Linked DNA regions of Homo sapiens: region 1 is linked to region 2. A link is a loop called in an ENCODE intact Hi-C map of the cell type or tissue named here. Cell type or tissue: dorsolateral prefrontal cortex. All regions are shown on one strand. Each heading gives the region's core, and the rest is flanking DNA. Links, peaks and the distances in the headings are about the cores only. Region 1 overlaps KATNIP (katanin interacting protein). Region 2 overlaps GSG1L (GSG1 like).

What was found. Peaks named below come from ENCODE experiments on the same cell type or tissue, not always from the same donor. Only the 100,000 strongest peaks of a DNase experiment are listed, where the experiment ranks them.
Region 1: a loop joins it to region 2, with 4 times the contacts of the local background. A loop is called at or near these places in 11 of 110 quality-filtered maps.

Annotation. Positions count from the first base shown.
Region 1 is chr16:27,689,269-27,692,178 of GRCh38, forward strand. All of the region lies in intron 8 of KATNIP (katanin interacting protein), which reads left to right. Among named protein-coding and RNA genes, the nearest start is that of KATNIP, 140 kb to the left of the region's middle. In dorsolateral prefrontal cortex, for the core only: a CTCF peak has its summit at 1,563; DNase peaks (open chromatin) are centred at 553, 1,543 and 2,674; H3K27ac peaks cover 2,352 bases.
Region 2 is chr16:27,865,997-27,868,906 of GRCh38, forward strand. The region is part of intron 3 of GSG1L (GSG1 like); the gene reads right to left. Among named protein-coding and RNA genes, the nearest start is that of GSG1L, 200 kb to the right of the region's middle. RefSeq lists an enhancer at 1,018-1,519. In dorsolateral prefrontal cortex, for the core only: a CTCF peak has its summit at 1,717 (motif pointing left); a DNase peak (open chromatin) is centred at 1,785.

The DNA of each region.
Region 1 (2,910 bases), core at 251-2,750, 180 kb before region 2:
AGCTGGGTGTGGTGGCATGTGCCTGTAGTCCCAGCTACTCAGGAGGCTGAGGTTGGAGAATCACTTGAACCTAGGAGGTGGAGGTTGCAGTGAGATCACGCCACTGGACTCCAGCCTGGATGACAGAGTGAGACTCCGTCTAAAAAAAAAAAAAAGTCAACCACATAGGACATTTTGCCACAGATTCTACGGAGGCAGTGTAGAGCAATGGACTGTAACATCCAAGAGTAGAAGTCATTTAGTCTGGGGGCCTTGATTGCTGTCCTTGAAAATCACCCGCACTCCTGGGCTCAGGGAGAGACAGTGGCAGAATGATGACAGGGCTGCAGACAGCACCTGCCATCAAGAAAAGTCCCAAAAGCAGCTTTAGAGATGAGAAGAACACAGGCCTTAACAAGCCAGGTCTGTCGGCTAACTATTACTGCCTGACAACCCACCCCAAAATGTAGTGGCTTAAAACAGCAACCGTTTTATGATTGCTCATGAGTCTGTGGGTGGACTGGGCTGTTCTGTAGTGAGCTAGCAGGTGGCTGGGCCAGATGGTCTAGGACAGCCTTACTCACATGTCTGGCAGTTTTGTTTGTCCTGAGGACCTTGGCTAGGACAGCCCATCTTGGCCCCATAGAGTCTTATTCTCTAGCACTGGTGATTTCAGGGCAGCAAGAGAGGACAAGCCCATGCCTGGGTGCTTTTTAAAGACTGCTTGGTCATGATTGCTAATGTCCTGTTAGCCAAAGAAAGTCACCAGGCAGGGCCGGCTGCAGTGCCTCATGCGTGTAAGCCTAGCACTTTGGGAGTCCGAGGCGAGAGGATCACTTGAGCCTGGGAGTTCAAGACCAGCCTGGGCAACAAAGTGATACCTCATCTCTACAAATAATAATAATAATAATAATAAAACTAGCTGGGTGATGTGGTGCATGCCTGTGGTCCCAGCTACACAGGAGGCTGAGGCAAGAGGATGACTTGAGCACAGGGAAGTCAAGGCTGCAGTGAGCCATACTCATTCCATGGCACTCCAGCCCGGGTGACAGAGTGAGACCCCATCTCAGATAGATAGATAGATAGATAGATAGATAGATAGATAGATAGATAGATGATAGATAGATAGATAGATAGATAGAAAAATAAATAAAAATAAAATGAAAGCCACCAGGCCAAGCCCAGCTAGAGAAACAGACACTAGCTCCTAATGGAAAATGCTGCAAAACCACATTGCAGCGGTCCACATACAGGGGTGGGAGGAATTCGTGGCCACTTGTTGCAGTTCCCGATGCCATAGGAAGCAGGTAGCCTGATGACGTTGGCCCATTTGGAAATGCATGGAGGCTTTGGAGCACTCAGGCCTAGAACATTGTCCCAGGGCACACTCTCCCTTCCCCACCTCCCTCTTGGCTTTTAGAAGTGAGTGTGGACATCTGAAGACAAAACAAGGCTATGTCTACCATTTCCCTGGACTTTTTGCCACACAACATAGTGTACAGTTTCAAGGCCTACCAGGCATGTGACCACAGGGAGTGGGGTGCACTGTGGAAACTGGAGCATTTCAGCCCTGTCGAAAGGGGGCGCCATCACCTAGCTCCAGCCGATGGTTCCCACATATGAATACTGTTCCAGGGTTGCCAGATGGTATTACTTTTCAGGAGATGCCAGGAATCCCAATTTTCAGGTGGATTTCCTTTTTTTTTGAGCTTGGCATCTATTTTCAATTTTTCTAAAAAAGTGAAAGTGACACAATACATCTCTGTAGGCAGGTTATGCCTGTGGGCTGCCGGTTTATGATTGCTATAATAGACCCTTGTTGTCCTTAAATTTCATATTCGCCATTTCGGTGGCTTCCCAGGTGACCTCCAAGGCCCCTTGCATGTAGAAAGGGGTAATTTTGCTGAGACTCTGAATTTGAGCTTTTCAAGTCACAGCTGGTGGCTGGTGAGCCGACCGGCAGCCTCGTGCCCTCACGTCTTCTGTGTGACATGTGTTGCATTCATGGTAAATTTCCTGAATTGATACACCTTTTGTTTCTCTGTGAGAGAGAAGAAAGCCAAACACTGGTGAAGTGAAGATAAAGCAAAGTTATCGGAAGAGGGATGGTTCTCAACCAGAAAAGAGCAGTTTGGGAGAAGTTAAAATGTGCAATTTGGCTTTTGCTGGTGGCACAAATGGACTGTGTGAATAGATCCACCATCCTCTAGGTCTGTGATGGGAATAAATCCACCATCATGGGGTATTCAGGCTAGCATTCGCCCAAGTGAGCGATGAGAGCATCAAAAAGAATTAAAAGGTGGTTACCTCGTGTGCACGTGTGTGCGGTGTGAGGGAGTGCACAGAGGGAACGTGATTTTGGAGAACTGGGGCGCCATGTAGGACGGTTCTGGAAAGCCAGGATGGGAAAAGCTCTGGTAGTGGAGCTGCAGCATTGACCTTCACTTGGAGAAAGGGTGATTTAATTTTTAAAAGCATGTTCTTAGCATAATATGACTCAAAGGGCACAGACAGCACCTGATGATCATGTTGCTGGAGGAGCATTTCCTCCCAAATGAAAGACGCTCAGGGGCAAAAGGGTCTGTGCAGATAAAACTGGTCTCTACTGGAGAAAGATGCCTTTGTGACTCTCCTTGTCCAAGAGGAAGTGAGCATAGGGCTGCAGCAGCCAAGGACAGATCATCCCGCCTGCTCACAGGTCATGAGACGAGCTTCCAAGCTATCTCAGAGGCCTCTTGTTCCATCCCAGCCCCAGACTGATGAGGCATAAGAGGAACAGGCTCTTGCCCAAAGATTGGCAGTAAAAAGATAAGGGTCACCACATGGTTCTTTTTAGACAAATTTTATAAGTGCTTCATGCGGGAAATGGTGAATGAGCTTGTGAATTTCAGGTTCTACTTGTCCTGGTGCTGCCCAAGCCTTCTACCAATG
Region 2 (2,910 bases), core at 247-2,746:
GGCCAAATACACTCTTAGTTTCTGTTTCTCTCTCTCTGTGTCTCTCTCTAGTTCTGCCTTCCTGTGTATCTTTCTATTTTCCACCTCTGTTTTTCTCTGTATATCTCTCTGCCTCTCTGTATATCTCTGTATGTCCTGTATATCTCTCTGCCTCTCTCTGTCTGTCCTCTCACACACAGATACATTCTTCCCTTTCTGTAATTAATCTTGTCCACACCCCCTCTCCCGTTACATGAACTACATACAGTGTCACTGTAATACCAAATCATTACATACTTAAATACCATGAAAGTCTCAGTGCTGCCACAATATTACCAATTCTGTTACAGTCATCATCCTCAGAGCCAACCATGTATCAATCACTGTGCTGGGCACTTTATATGTGCTCACTCCTTTAATCTGCACAACCCCACCAGTAGTCTGACTATTATCCCATTTTGGAGAAGGAGTAAGTAACTGAGGCTCAGAAAGATGGAAAATTTGGCCCAAAGCACACACCTGGTGTTGAGGCCAGGATCCACACCTGAGCAATCTGCCCTCCACCCCTACCCAAATGCAGGCTCTCACTTTCACTTTTCTTTTTTAATTTTTTCGAGACAGAGTCTTGCTCAGTCACCTAGGCTGGAATGCAGTGGTGTGATCTTGGCTCACTTCAACCTCCGCCCCCCAGGTTCAAGCCATTTTCCTGCCTCAACCTTCCAAGTAGCTGGGACTACAGACTTGCACCACCATGCCAGGTTAATTTATGTATTTTTAGTAGAATCAGGGTTTCACCGCGTTGGCCAGGCTGGGGTCGAACTCCTGACCTCATGTGATCCTCCCGCCTCAGCCTCCCAAAGTGCTGGGATTACAAGCATGAGCCACCGAAACCGGCCCTCACTTTCACTTTTCTAGACCTACAATGGAGCATTTATTAGAGGGTTCAGGGTGATGAATGCAGCTCACGCCAACCCCCCTGCATTCCCCACCAGTGGCCCACCCTGGCCCGGGGGCAGAGGAGAGAGTGCCTATTTGAAGGGGCAGAAAGATTCAAATGTGTCTTCCAATCCTCTCCTACCACAGTTTCTGTAACACTCATTCCTTCAACAAGTATTTACAGAGGCCACCTTGATGTCTGTGGTACTAGGGATACAGGGATCACCCAGATAGACCAAGTCCTGCCCTAAGACTCATGCTCTAGGAGGAGGGGCAGGAATAGACGCCCACCCAGATCAATGCACAAGCTCAGTTCAGCGCACAGCAGGTGATGCAGTGCTTATGCAGGCAGGCACTGCATGGCTCTCAGCCCAGCTCTCCCACTCATGCTGTGTGACCTCAGGCATGTTAGTTAACCTCTCTAAGCCTCCTTCTCCTCATCTCTAAAATGGGGATGAGATGCCTGAGTAAAGGACCTGGCACATTGACAAAGAGGTGGGAGCCACTGGGAGGCAGAGGGTGGGCCTGGCTCCCACCTCTATGGCTCAGGGGCAGGGCAGATCAGTGAGCGCTGCCCCATGAGCTGTGGCAGGTGGTCCTCAGAGCCTGGCTACTTCCAGTCGCTGGGCAGACAGGAGTTAGACTCTCCCCACTGAGCCCTTGCTCACTGTGTGTCAGAGACTCCAGGAGCTCAGCCTTTCCCCTACGACAGGGCTTTGGCCTCGGTTTCCCTGCTGGGTTCCCCACCCAACCCACTCCCTGGGGAGCTGGATCCTATGCCTGTGCTGCCCTCTACTGGCCACCAGGAGGAGGGTACCTGCAGCGCACCCACCCTGAGGATCTCCGGCGGCCCCACCCACCCACTCGGCTTCCTCCTGAGGCCACGCCCCCTGAGGCCACGCCCCCTGAGGCCAGCCACTTCCTGGCCACGCCCCTCAAAGTCCAGCTTTCCGGCTGAGTCGGAGCCTGGGCCTAGCAGTCCTGTCCCAACCTCCTTGCGTTTCTCGCGAGACCAGGCCCAGAAATTCCCAGCATCCCTTGCTACACTCACTCCACTAAGTCCCTTAAAAACTGCCAGAAACCAGCAGTTCCTCCAGCGTAGGTTTTATTTCCAATTTTTATTGAACTTATTAAAATTCTTACCTCTTCCCACCTCCCTAAAGCCCAATTTCTACTTGGCCCTGTGCCTGGGGCCAGGCTCATTTGTATGAAAGGCCTGATGGCCTGCAGACTCCCCCAGCCCAGGCTTCTAGCAACATGCAAAGGATGTGGCGGAATTTAAATTACTAATGGCCAGCCGGGAAGGGGAAAATGACAGGGGCCTGCCCCATCTGTCCCACCTCCCGAAGACTCACTGGCTGTTCCCTCCCCAGCTAACAGGTCCTGATCCCCTTCTAGAATCCTCAGACCCTTCTGCAGGCCACTGATTTGCTTCTAACACTCCAACTCATTCATTTAACTGACATTTATTAAGCATCCTCTGTATGCAAAGCATGGGGCCAGCCACAGGGGATATGGCCGTAAATACGGCAAGGCCATTCCTCCAAGGCTAATGAGGAGAGTGACATAAACAGTGACGTGAAATCAATTATTACAAATGCTAAAATAGAAATAGATCCAGCTACCATCTAAAACTGGCACCCCATGGGCTGAATCGAACCTGCAGATGTTGGCAAGAGCTGTAAAAAAAAAAAAAGATGATATTTTGATGCCAACATTTTAAAAATTTGGAGGATTTCCATTAAAATATGGGAGTTTTGGCTTCTCTTGTAAAAAATCAGAAACGCAACACTGGGTCCACATTTCTTCTCGGCAACCCTCAGCTGGAGCTAGGCTGGAGCTGGGGCGTTTCATGAGGGCCTGCAGCTGCCAAGCCCCTCAGTGGTGCCATCGTCTGCCCGTCTGCTGCCCTCTGCCATAGCTCCTGCAATATCCCCAGCTCGCTCACTCATCCACATTCCCTCCCAGGCCACTCAAGGCATCTTGAGTTTCAGC